Linked DNA regions of Homo sapiens: region 2 is linked to region 1. Evidence: chromatin contacts called from ENCODE Hi-C data. All regions are on one chromosome and are shown on one strand. Each heading gives the region's core, a stretch centred on a gene start or an enhancer-like site at or near the end of the contact. The rest is flanking DNA. Distances are from core to core; before and after follow the strand shown. Region 1 holds the start of CLDN16 (claudin 16). Region 2 has its middle 130 kb from the start of OSTN.

Region 1 (6,985 bases), core at 1,483-3,982:
AGGATGACTTGAGCCTAGAAGTTTGAATCTGCAGTGAGATATGATCACACCAGTACACTCTATCCTGGGTGACAGCGTGAGACCAAATCTATAAAAAAATAAAAATAAAAACATAAAGTGAGTTGTTATATGGACCAAAGGTGATATATAAATGAGGATGGCGGCAAGAAAAGAGAAGAGCAATTGAGCTAGCATCAGAACCTTCAAATTTGTGGAAAATATAAGTTTCTATCCTGGCCTGTTGAAGTAGCAATTATTATAAGAGATTATTGTCTCTTTAAAAATATTGACAACTAAAGAGATTGTTGAAAGAGAAGGGAGCCGGATTTGTTACAGGGTTCTTCTTCTTCTTCTTCTTTTTTAAGATGGAGTCTCGCTCTGTCGCCAGGCTGGAGTGCAGTGGCACAATCTCGGCTCAGTGCAACCTCCTCCTCCCTAGTTCAAGCGATTCTCCTGCCTCAGCCTCCTTAGTAGCTGGGACTACAGGCCCCTGCCACCACACCCAGCTAATTTTTGTATTTTTGTTAGAGATGGGGTTTCACTATGTCGGCCAGGATGGTCTCAATCTCTTGACCTGTGATCTGCCCGCCTCGGCCTTCCAAAGTATTGGGATTACAGGCATAAGCCACCATGCCCAGCCTCTTCCTTTAAATGTGAAGGCTTCTTGGGAATATTATAGCAATACATTTTAAGTATGGGAAATAAGAAGGAAGCTAAGAAATATTAACTATTTTTCAAGGTTAGCAAGGGTTTACTTGAGGTGTGTAACCTGGACTGCTCATTCCATTCGTTTTAACTAGAAGTATTCTTTCATGGGACAGATGGCAAATTGGTTGGTTATACTAAAATGAAAGAAGACACTTTAAATTCCAGGACTCTCAATCTCTCTCTCAGCAAGGTTTGACCCTTTCTAAAACTATTTCTTATCAAATGAAGTTAGCAATTATGTCAGCTTAAGCAGAAAGACTTTTAAATTGTTTTAGAAAATATTTTAACAATGCCCCTAGATGGGATTTTACATTTTTTTGTATTTTAAAAAACATAATTATAATTATGCTCAAGTTAAACATATTTCTGTATTCATCACCTACCACTGGCCATCTAGATAATGGCAAACTAATGACAGCAGAACGTTTTATCTGCACTTTTCCCTGAGCACTGTTCAAAGGGCATTTATTTCATTCTTTGCATATATTCATGGCCAGATAAAATGCATCACTGGGCTCACTTATAGCAGACATCCTTTACAGTAGTTCAATTCTATCACAATTTTTGGAAATGTAATTTTCTAGCATTAAAGAGGTATTCCTAACTCCATTGGTTTTGAAATGCCATGTTCAAGTCAGAGGCAAATTAAAAGCAAGAAAAAGCGAGCAGCAAAAATAATGCACAGCAAAATAGAATCATTATTACTTTCCATTTGGAACTCCAATTTGAGAGTTTAATAAAGAAAATTAGAAGAAAAATATATAAACTCAGTCGAGTATCTTTCTTAAACTTTATAGAGGTGACATTATAGCATTTGCTAGGGTAAATTGTTCCCTTCAGGATGCACATTAAAAAGCAAATTGTTTTGCTATATACTCCTTTTTTTGAGCTCTTGAAATATTGTTTCTTTTTCTTACCTGTGTTTTCCTAAGCCTCATTAATGAACAGCAGCTAATTCTGAAGATTTGATTTTTTACTCAGTTCTGCCTCTCTCAGATTCCTATGGCCACAGGTAATGGTTTTGAACTTCAAAATTACTTCTTTCTGAGCTTCTCCAGCGAGAAAAATAAAATCCTCAAATGTGAACCCACTCACTCATCTTTTGAATAGTAGTCAGTTCCCTAGAGCAACTCATTTTAAGGGAGGATTTAAATCCATGCCTGTCCCCCGTACATTGGGATGCACTGGAAAGACATTTTCTCCCTCAACATTTTTTCTTTTACTTGGAAATCATTAAGATAATGTTTTTTCCTCTTGCATGTTAATTGGGTAGGTTTTGCATGCCTTGCATTTTCTTTCTCAACGTTTTAGATTATTAACACTCCTTAAAAAAAGTCTATCACACTATTCTTAATGCTGTCATCAAGAGTAAAAAATTTATCTTAGAAAAAAGGGTGGTACTGAAATGTTACTCAATATGATATATGCAGCAATGGAAGACGTGAATTTCTGGAGGTCTCAGTAGCAGAGATCACTTAATTACCCTTGTGGAAATTTATCCTTGTGAAAAAAGGAGGAACTATTTAGTAACTTCATCTGTTTAATGGGATAACAAGACCTACCTCATAAATTAACTATGAGGATTAAATGAGCTAATAATGTAAAGACTCAATAAATAGTCCATGTTGCCTATTTTTGGTATCATTAGCCTTAGTAAAGATACTGAATGTTGTACATGGCAGTTGGGACTTAGCGAAAATTTGGGCTGGCCTGGATCATGAAAAGAAGCTGCTATCTTCTTACCTCCAGAGAGTCATCAGCATTCACCATCCAACAGTCAGTCCAGGTGGCCACAATCAAAAACCCAGCAGAGAAAAAGGCAAAGAAGCAAGCGATGTATTGAAGAAGATCCCTCATTGTGGCAAGCAGCCCATCAGGATGGCAACATGGGCAGACACCAGCCCTGGCCCCACTTAAGTGGCGGGTGTCAGTCTTCTGTGTTTCTGGTACCTGGCAATGTGAAAATACTGGTCTTTTACTTTTTCTCACGCCCTGCTGCAGGTGTCTTGAGTTGCAGTAAGAATAATACAAACAGGCTGTAACCAACAGTGGGGTCCTGGAGGTCATTATCCGAAGCAACCAGCCTCCAATCAGAAGGCAGGTCAGTGCAAGGGCTGAGTGTGTTTCGGGTGGGGGAGAGAGGAGTTCTGTAACGTTTTCTGACCCAACTGTGGGCTAGTGGTGGTCACCAGACCAAGTGCCAGTGCCAAGACGGGGGAAGGAGGAAGGGTCCCACCCCATGCTGGAACCTGTAAACTGATCTTTCTTAGGCCCTCTAGGGAGAGTGAGCTATTCTCCTCCCCACTCGGAAGAAGGCTACACGGTTGACTGAGTGTTATTTTATTGTTAGGACTATTTTAATATTCGCCGACTACTTTAGACAGACAGGCCACTGGTGAAACTATGCTAAACAAGTGCTCGCTCAAGGGAGTCTGCATTCCAAAGTGTTGCGTAGAACAGCCCCATGAAGGACTTGTAGCACCTGGGCAGTAGGGACAGCCAAGGCTCCTAACCTTTCAGCATCGTAGAGTGGGAACAAGTGTGCATTTTAATGCAGACAGCTCTGGGTGGAAATTCTTGCTCTGAATTTATGGTCTGAGAGCCCTTGGGCTGTAGTTTCTGAAAATGCATGTATTAATATTTTCTTTATATAATGCTTGTTCTTCATATGAGGAATAAAAGATATTGTGCCTGTAAGTCGCTTAGAATAGCATCTGTCAGTAATAGCTAAATGGAAAATATTAACATGACTAAGAATTTCCTATATTATTACTTTTCCCTCATGGACCAATGTTTGAAAACGCGTCTAATGAAGAAAAAAAAACTGTTATATTAGGAAGAAAGTGTGTTTCTTTTTTGTAAAAAAAAGTTTTTAATATGTAACTGGGGCAACTGGAATTTTATCTGTATCTGAATAGGTATCCTTAATGGGTCTACAAATTCCATAACCAATACTCTTTAATATGCTTTAAAAAGCACATATATCAACATTTTCTCTTCATCAGGTAGACTTCTATATACTAAAATAAAAATTTTGAATGAGAACAGTAAAAACAAAGTGGTGATTCTTAATGTAGGAGAGAATGTCAAAGGGGAGACAGAGTGAGAGAAAGAAATTGGGAGGGAGAGAAAGAAAGGAGCAGAGAAAAGGCCAGAAAGAGGTAATTACTCTGGCATGAATCAGCTACTAAGATTCTTATTTTACCAACAGCTTATAAAAGGATTACTTTTTTCCATTTGAAAATTATTTGATCATAATATACAGTATAAAAGGCTAAAATCAGTATTGATAAACCATTTTTCAAAATATATTACAATAATAAACTTTTTGTGGCTAAACTTTGTTTTTTCTAATTTTAATTCATTTTATTCAAGTATATAAAACGTAAATTTAAATGTAAAAGCTGCATGGAAAACCATAGGTGGAATATAAGCTTAATTATTTCTATACATAGGGTCTACAGTACCACCCCTGCTATCCAGAATTTCCCTTTTGAGGCTTCAGTTACCAGTGGTTAATCATGGTCTGCAAAAATTACATGGGAAATTTCATAGATAAACAATTCATCAGTGGTAAATTGAACACTGTTCTGAATAGCGTGATGAAATCTCAAGCCATCCCACTTCACATGGGATATGAATCATCCCTTTGGCCAGCATTTCCACATTGTATGCACTACCCACCCCTTAGTCACTTAATAGCTGCCTCGGTGATCTGACCTACTGTTGCGTATAGTGTGTGTAGGATCCAGTACTGTCCTTCGTTTCTGACATCCACTGAGGGTCTTTGAACATATTCCTCAAGGAGAAGGGGTGATTACTGTACACATTAGCGATCGTTATAACTATCTGCGAGGTACATTACAGATGCTTTTATTTTACTTATTTTGTTTAACAGTTGGAAAAAAAATACCTGTTTTTTAAGTGCTCATTCAAAGAATGTCATTGCCCACGGAATACAAACATGCTGCTTTGGTGAGTCACAGAGAATCTTTCCCTGTGCCCTAAAATCTGAAATGCTATTAAGATTTACTCTGCTGATCTGGGAGAGCAAACCAATTCCAAAAGCACATGCCCTTTGCAGGAAAAGTCCTGGACTTGTTGCTGACATTTCACACAGGGACTTTTCACAGTGTACTTTACCTGCTAACAGTGCACTCCAAGGCAGTAGTTCTTCAACCTGAGTGTACACTGGACTCTGTAAGGCCACTTGTTATAAATGCAAACCCAGGAATTCCACTCCCAGACATTTGGATTCAGGAAATTGGGAGTGGAAGCCAGGAATTCATATTTTACATGTGTTTTGTATAAAATTCTGATTTTGAAACAGATGGCCATACTTTGAGAGATGAGTTTAGAACAACAAAAGAAAAACAATTTTTTAAGAGTTATATACTACAAATCACAGACAAAGTTTTAGAAAAGAGGGTATCAGAATTCCATCTTTGCTACAAACTCTTCCCTAACTAGCACCAATAGGTCCCAAATCCAAATATCAGAACTTAATGGAAAGAAATAAAGACCAAAAAATGCTAAGCATATGCATTCTCATATGCAAACACACACATGTGCATACATATCTCTGGAAATCATAGATTCTTTCACAAAAAAAAAAATCTAGACTATAGCATTCATTCGCTCCTAATGGTCACTGAACATTGTATGTGATAGGGAGTGGGGAATTATTCAGGTGGCTATAGAATTGTTCCTGAATTTAAGTTTACTACTCTTAGAGAATAACATAAAACATTCAGGCTTGCATGTGAATTTCTGTGAGTGAGGCCATAATGTAATAGGAGATACAAAAAGGAGAGTCATGCAAACTGATAGAGCAGTAAACACTTCATGGATGGGATGTGAGTGCACTTCTAAGAAATGTGTAGGGTGTTGTGAGGATGGAGGGCACAGATGCAGAATAAACTGCTCACCAATCTATATAGACACATCTCTTTTGCATTCTGACCCTCCCTAGGCTTCAACATTTTGGTTTATCAACTCTTTTATAGTTTAATTCCATTCCATCCAGCACACATTTATGAACAGTGTACTCTGACTCTAGTACTTTCTCTTGGGACACAGAGAAAATAAACGGTTGGAAGAACTCATCCTAGTCCTTGAGAGGTTTACTCTTCAGTGAGTGGACCAGAAGCAGGAAGTAAAGAACTCCATTCAGGTAATTCTGACAACAGTCTTAAGCTATAATACCACTCCCAATAAGAGTATATAGGCATATTAGTTAGAAATATGATGTGTTTTCCAATTTATTATAAACATGAAGAAAAGTTATTACTGTGTGTTGCTCAATAAGGTTTACAAAATATTTTCAGATATATTATCTCATCTAAGCTCTGTGAAGACAGACATCTTTCGTTCACCAGTGCATCCCACATGCTTAAAATTCTACCTGGCATATGGTAGGCTCTCAGCAAATGTGTAATAATTTAATTCTCAGAGCCCCCACATTTTACAGAAGAGGGAGTAATATTGGACTTTCCCCTTCTGAAACATTCAGGGTCCTCCAGGATGGATACTAGGCTGGCAAAAGTGTCCTAATCATCTTTGCAGCTCCAGGGCTATTGATTTTGCAAGATCTCTAAGACCAACAGTTTGGTCAATTCATTATGCACCATGTTCCTACTCACCCAGTGCTTGCACTACTCCTGGATGAGGCTTTAGAGCCACCTGGCGATCAGTTGAGTGACACCCTTAATCTAGCACCGTGGCTGTTGGTCTATTAAAGGAAGTAATTGTAGAACTGGAAGTATTGCAGTTGTCCTTTTGGTCTGCAGGTGGAAGCAGCCTTGCATTTTCAGTTAAACAGAACAGCAAGCTCTTGTGTCAAGAACAGCATATTTTTGTGTTAGTTCTGTTGTTTCCATTAATGTCACAAAATGTTCCCTCTATATTTATTAGGATAATAAGAGTTATTAGAAGGAGTAAACTGACTTATACCATATCCTATAAATAGTCTTCTAACTCCCTTTGAAATTTCCAGTGCATATTGGAAAAATCTAAACAATAAAATCAGTTGCTGTTCTGAAAGGCCATGCTAGCTATAACTAATATAAAAAAAGCGGTGGTTAAAAGCTTGGACCTCATAGTCAGGCTGACTCGAGTTTAGGCTAAGCCCATTTATATATGACAGATCTTGAGCAAGCTAGTTAACATTTCTGAGGCTGCCTTCTTGTCAATAAAATGAGAATTATGAATTTTGTCCCATAAAATGGCTGTGAAAAATGAATAACGTTTGTAAAGGTCTTAATGAAGTGCATAGAAC
Region 2 (6,690 bases), core at 2,604-5,103, 680 kb before region 1:
ATGGAGACACACCATGATTCCCCATGAGACACGTCATGATTTCCCATTGCAATGAGTAATAAAACTAGTTTGTTCAATATAGATATGCTTCTGGTGTTTTTCTGGCTGAAAACATTGACAATAGACAGTTTGCTTACACTCACTGATGCTGAAAGCTTAACTGATATGATCCCTTAAAAGGACTGGACTTTTGCAGGAGAGAAAAGCCACTGAAATTAGATTCTGATAATTTGGCTGGACATCGTTTGTTTAGTTTTTATAGCTGTGATCATTCTGGCAAAATACTAGTTTTCTCTAATTGTTGGTTTCTTAATCTATTTGAAGGAATATTATTATATGGCGAGTTATTAATGTGGTTAATCCAGGCATTAACAAATATTTAACTCATGTCACCTTATGTAAGATTCTGTGCCCAATATTTGAGATAAAATGGAGAGCAAAGCAGACATGGACTTGCCCTCACAAAGATTAAAATCTAATGAAGGAGACAAATATTACTGAAATAACTGCCAAAAGCACGTGCAAAATTACAACCGTGGTAAGTGAAGCAAAGGCTAAAGCATGATTAAAGCATCTAATAGATAAATCCAACCTGGTTATAAAAAGAAAAAAACCTGAGCTGATGATATCTTATGGAAAATTAAAAATTAACTGGTGACATGAAGTAGTGGAGAAGACCATACTACACAGATAATAATGTGCAGAGGTTTATGCTGAGAGGACTCTGAGAAAGGATAAACATGCCACTGTTGCCCAAGTTGAGAGAGCAAGGGGGTAGGATCCAAGATAATGTCTAAAGGACAGGCAGGCAGGGACTGATTACATAGGCCATGTTAAAAATGTTGGCCTGTATCCTACCAGCTAATTCCTAGGAGCCTCTGGGTATTCTGGGTAAATTGCAGGACTCAACGAATAGTTGTTCCATTCTATTTGTATGTCATCTATGCTTTTCAATTCCATTTAAAACTGATAAAACTCATTCTTCTGAACTGGAATTGATGCAGCAGAGTTGGTCAGACAGCAAAGACAATTTCTGAGGACACTGCTTGATAATGTTTTCTGTGTCTTTAGGAAAAGCCTCTGTCTTGTAAAGGCATCTTAGTTCTGTCCACTCAGAAGACTCAGTAGCTATTGTATACGTATGTTCAAAAGGAATCATTTTTTCTATCCATTCACATTAATGAATTTAGAATAGTAAATGGACTTAAAAACTTTAGGGAGTCTTTGGACAATTTTATCTTTTACCATCCTACTCCAAATTTTATATTTGGGAAATTCAACCTGAATAATGAATATGTAGGGCAAAAACCAGGTTAGGATTTGGCCACTAATTCCCTTCTGAAAAGAAATGCATTGAAATTTAAGGAGTATATCAGGTGCTGCTCTACCCTAGTAGTTGGACAGGTATCTAACATGAAGCCTTGGAAATCAGTGCCATATAAAATGCCTGAATACAATTTAACAAATGAAACAGCAAATTAAATTAATAATAACAGAGAGAAGGCTCTTCATATAGACAGCAAGGGTGTGACTGGCATTTTTACCATATTCTTTCCCTTCTATCTTGATTAATTTTTCTTTTGCTGAGAAAAATTTTGTAATTCACATGGAGTCTTATGTTGTTTTTCACAACAAATTCTGCCCAATACAGTAATGTGACATTATTTTTTCCAGAACAGCAGAAGGTAGCTTAGATGTCTTATTCTCAATTTTCACAGTTTGTTTTCTCAGGATCGTAAATGTATTTTGCATATGAGAAAGATTTAAATGCTAGAGTTGGCTGTTCTTATTATTTCGTTGAAAACAAAAGAACGTTTGGATGTTCTATGTTTTTCCAACTTTACAGCTGTTTGCCCTCCTTTTGTTTGGGTCATTTCTTATAAACTCATCAAAATAGGGAAGAGGTAATTATTAAAAATGATTCCCCCATATATTTTAAGATAATCAATAAATCGGTTTTTTATCCACAATGTGTCTTGGTAATTCTGAAGGCTGTGTAGTTGGAGCTATCTAGGTGGGTTAGTGCTTCCTAAATCTGGTGACATTAACTGAGTTGAGGTCTAGAATTTTTCAAGCTGCAAAAGTGATTTAGATATATAGCAAGTCATTAGAACCAACAGACCAGAAGATCAAGTTACTTTCCAATTCTGAAATTGTATGATTCTAAACTATCAGCCTATGGCAGGGTTCATTTTAAGATGTCAAATTTTACTGTGATGTTCTGGTTTTGAGTTCCCTTTCATGGGAGAGTGCATGGTTTCCCAGGCGTTACAATGTTTTAACACAGGTACCTCAAAGAACATCTTGTTAAGAAAGTTTTAAAATGACTAACAGGAAAACTGTGCTGAGTTTATTAGTCACTGTGCCTTGTAAACACTATAATGATTCATTCTAGTGAATAATTCCAAGGTTTAAACTCCTGGTATTCCAGGAGTTGTAGGTATGAGTTGGAGATGGGATAACCTAAAAAGAAAGGCAAAATTATAATTTTCACAATTTGGGGTTATAAAGTACTCTGATCTCTCAGTCTAGCCACTATAAATCTACCTTTGCTTGGATTTAATTGATTACTTCATAATGGTTATCTTAACCATACTAAAACCTGTGAAATCAGACATCTTAAAACGTGTTCCAAGAAACATTTCAATTCAGTCTGAAAACCATCTCAAATAGTCTCAGAGATGTGATTTCTACTCAGAACCTTGGCCTACCACTGCCCATACTCCTCCTCTGACACACTTACAATATTGCATTGCTTTGGTAGGGTGCTAGTGTGCATGATTTGTCTTTCTTTTACAGAGTCAGTTTTTTAAATGCTTGCATTGTTCCTTTTTTGTTTTTTGTTTGATCTCTACATTCAATTAAATTAAACCAGAAACCAGGTTCTCATCTGAGCATCTGAGTTCTGTGAATAATTTCCTATGAGGCTCTCAGAAATTAATACTTTAGTCAAAGCTTTTCTTTGCAAGCAACAAAATTATATATGACTAATTTAATCTGAGAAAGGATATGAAAACAAGGATATTCTATATCTCCAAGAAGACACAAGATCTAATGTTAGAGCCTATGAAGCCAAAACAAGCCTGAAACCATATCACAGAATGATTCTCATGATAATACTAGGATTGTACCATTAATGCCATCCATACTGGACACTGGGTTTACTGTTACCTGAAAGCCTCCCTTGCCAGCATGATTTTCTTCTCTCTTCTACATAGCTAGTTCCTGAATCCACACTTGAAACAATATACAAGTTTATGTGCCTATACTTTCATCCGTTTAAGAAAGGAGGACAAGGAAATCAGTATTTGGATTTTTTCTTTTTGCTTCCCTTTATAAGGGGAAAGATTCCCTAGATATAGAAAAGAAGATGTGATTTTGGGTAGAAAATAGTCTACTCTAGACATCTTCTTTATTGTTCAAATTCAACATATAACCTTCGGAAACAGTAAAATTATTTCCCTAGCTATCATAAGGCAGCTATATCTTATGCAACAAACGATACACTTCTGCTCTATCAGCTAAATTCTATTTCAGTCAGGACGCTTTTGTCTGTGAATGACAAAGAACTCAACTCCATTGGCATGAGACAAATGAATTTATATTCTTACGTAACAACACACATAGAGATAAAGCTGTTTGTTAATTTAGTAGCTCAGTGAGGCCAGAGAGCAGGAGAGGGATAGCAAGAGAGGGAAGGAGAGAGAGAAAGAATGGTTTCATATCTGAGAAAGAACAGTTTCATATATTTGTCCAGGACTATGACTTTTGCATATGCCTAAATGAATCACCAGCAAAAGACATGGAGTTACACTGATTGGTTTAGACTTAAATCACCCTCTTGAGGCAGTAGAGGACTCATCATTCCTGAGCATATTGTTGTTCAATAAGTAGGGCGGGGGTAGTCAGAGTTCTGAAATGTAAAACGGTATCTTTGTAGGCAGTGTCTGCCACTTTTGATGCTACATTTTTTTTCAGTTTTCTGGATATACAAAAGAAAGAGAGTGACCAAAATTTTCTCTAAAATTTCTTAAATATTTAAGTAGGCTCATTTAAGAAAAATACATGGGTGCAATCTTTAAAAGTCATTAAAATCTAATGAGGGATATAGACACATGATTCCAATTCAAAGCAGAGTGAGGTATAGACTTTATAGAGATACAGGTTATAATGGGATTATTATATTAATGATGGAATATATAATTGCCTGTATACCATAAGTGCTTAATAAATATGAATCAAAAGTAAAAAGTTTCATAACATTAAGGATATGGTATGAAGATCATACAGGACTTTAAAAATCACTGACTCTGATTAGATTGAAAGAATGTTCCTATTCCTTTCATTTTAAAATTTATAAAATAACTGATGGCAAAAAGATTTTTTGGGTTTATTTTTGCTACGAGTCTTTTTCTTAGAATTTCCACTAATACATACTCAAAACAATCTAACCCGTGTTGCAGATTATTTACAATTATTTTTATTTTGAATGGGGGTATCATATTTTGCATTTTGATACCAAATACTTCTGAGGTGTTTTTTTTTTTAATTAATTAATTTATTTTTTTGACTGTTCTTGCTGTGTCACAGGCTGGAGTACAGTGGTGCTATCTCAGCTCACTACAAACTCCGCCTCCCGGGTTCAAGCGATTCTCCTGCCTCAGCCTCTTGAGTAGCTGGGACAACAGACGCGTGCCACCATGCACAGCTAATTTTTGTATTTTTAATAGAGACAAGGTTTCACCATGTTGACCTGGATGGTCTTAAACTCTTGACCTCATGATCCACCCGCCTTGGCCTCCCAAAGTGCTGGGATTACAGGGGTGAGCAATAATATTTTTAAAATAAGAACTACATTTATCCATCTATTTATTTAATAAGCATTTATTGAGTGCCCAGTATATGCCTGGATTGATTGTCCTTGACATTATTCTAATACTGACTTTGCAGAGGCACACAAAACACACAAGTTTCCGTCATCAAGGTAGATAATGATCTCCTCAAAAAAAGAAGAAAATTTCTTTGAAAAAAGAGTGAAGAAAGAAATAGATAAGATAAATTGAGAGTCCTGTGCTGGACATGAGGGGAACTAAAATGCGTAGGCCAAAGATCTGTGACCTCATGAAGATTTAAAACCTATGAGCAAATAGAAGTTCAAAGCAGGCAGGTACCACATGGCTTTTGTTCAACAATGTGTTGCAAACACCTAGCATATGCCTGCAGATAGTAAACATAAAATAAAAAATTAACAAGTGAATAAATGGAAGAGATGATAATATATACATTTAAATGTTTATGATCAAAATTTTGATTTCTATATTTATGATTCCTCATCTTAAGTAAATAAATTGTTGAATTCATGGTTGAAAGTGTTAGTAAAACTTTAAAAAGGGTAACTCTAGTGCTTGAAAAGTCAAATTGGAGAATAGAAATAAATGACTATTTTTCATATTCTTATTTTTGATCCATATCTATTTTTACATTTTATTCATCCCTTTTATTCAAAAATATTAATGTGTTAGGAAAGGTTATTTTCTTTGAATTCGTTCCATGCCACATTTTGTCTTGGCAGAGGAAAGAGTGCCTCCTTATGTGGAAAAATATAAACCCTAAGCAAGAATGAATTTTTCACTCAAAGACCATGATATTAACATTATAGGAAATTTGTTATGCACATTTGCAGGGCAAAGCATATAGTACTTTCCTTGTGATAACTGAGATTGCTATAAATAGTGAACCATCTTCTCTACAGGATTATAAAAGTCATTCTGTATATTTAAAAGTTCCAAGTAGAGGAATAAAGAAGAAAAATGGAACAAGAATAAGCATTTAGCTATCATTGTTCTTAGGATTCTGTGCAAATTATAAAGCATGAAAGCAGAGATCAAGTAGGGAAAATCTCACCGATTTGCCATGAAACTTATTTTCATTGTATTCTCTCTTATTTGCAATAAAAGGCATACTTTTTATTTTAAGGTAATTGCAGAAAATAAAAAGTTTATTATATACAATAAAATAATATATGTGTGATATTTAAGTAATAGTTTTCTTACAAAGAAAATATCTGGTCAAAATTTTTTTAAAAGTAAAAGCAAAATCTCTCACCCTGGAAAATCTTAGCAAGCTTTATCAATCAGAATATACATATAATTTTTTTTAGTATTTAATTTTTGTGGGTACATAGTAGGTATATATATATTTATCGGGTATATGAGATATTTTGATACAGGCATACAATGCATAATAATCACATCAGGATAAATGGGGTATCCATCAATTCATGCATTTATCCTTTCTTTGTGTTACAAACAAGCCCCTGTACTCTTTTTTGTTATTTTGAAATGTTCAATAAATTATTGTTGACCATAGTCACCCTGTTGTGCTATCAAATACTAGATCATATTTATTCTAACTACATTTTTGTGCCCATTAACTCTCCTCCTTCCCCCAACAACCCTTCCCAGCTTCTGGTAAATATTGTTCTACTCTCTATCTCCAGGAGTTCCATTAAAAAAAAAACAGCTCTCACAAATAAATGAGAACATATGAAATATGACTTTCTGTGCCTGGCTTATTTCGCTTAACATAGTGACCTCCAGCTCCAACCATGTTATTACAAATGACAGGATCTCATTATTTTGTATACTACATTTTTTCTGTGCACTCCTCTGCTAATGGACACTTACGTTG

Evidence for each region. A loop is a pair of places that touch in the nucleus more often than their neighbours do. Pooled maps may share reads with other maps.
Region 2: a map of PC-3 shows a loop between it and region 1 (3-fold over the local background). The contact joins the enhancer-like site here to the promoter of CLDN16 in region 1. A Hi-C loop is called at or near these places in 5 of 168 maps with a recorded cell type or tissue (Calu3, HepG2, MCF 10A and 2 more) and 10 of 50 pooled maps.

What each region holds. Positions count from the first base shown.
Region 1 is chr3:190,383,910-190,390,894 of GRCh38, reverse strand. CLDN16 (claudin 16) reads right to left here and starts at 2,732. Exons shown (of 5, transcript NM_006580.4): 1 at 2,452-2,732. The coding sequence starts at 2,565. RefSeq lists an enhancer at 4,181-4,475 and a silencer at 6,301-6,595.
Region 2 is chr3:191,062,499-191,069,188 of GRCh38, reverse strand. No RefSeq gene overlaps it. Among named protein-coding and RNA genes, the nearest start is that of OSTN, 130 kb to the left of the region's middle. Within about 2 kb of position 3,853, at least 2 of the 41 ENCODE cell types and tissues checked have a DNase peak (open chromatin) inside an H3K27ac peak, as active enhancers do; they include PC-3, where a contact is called at or near this core.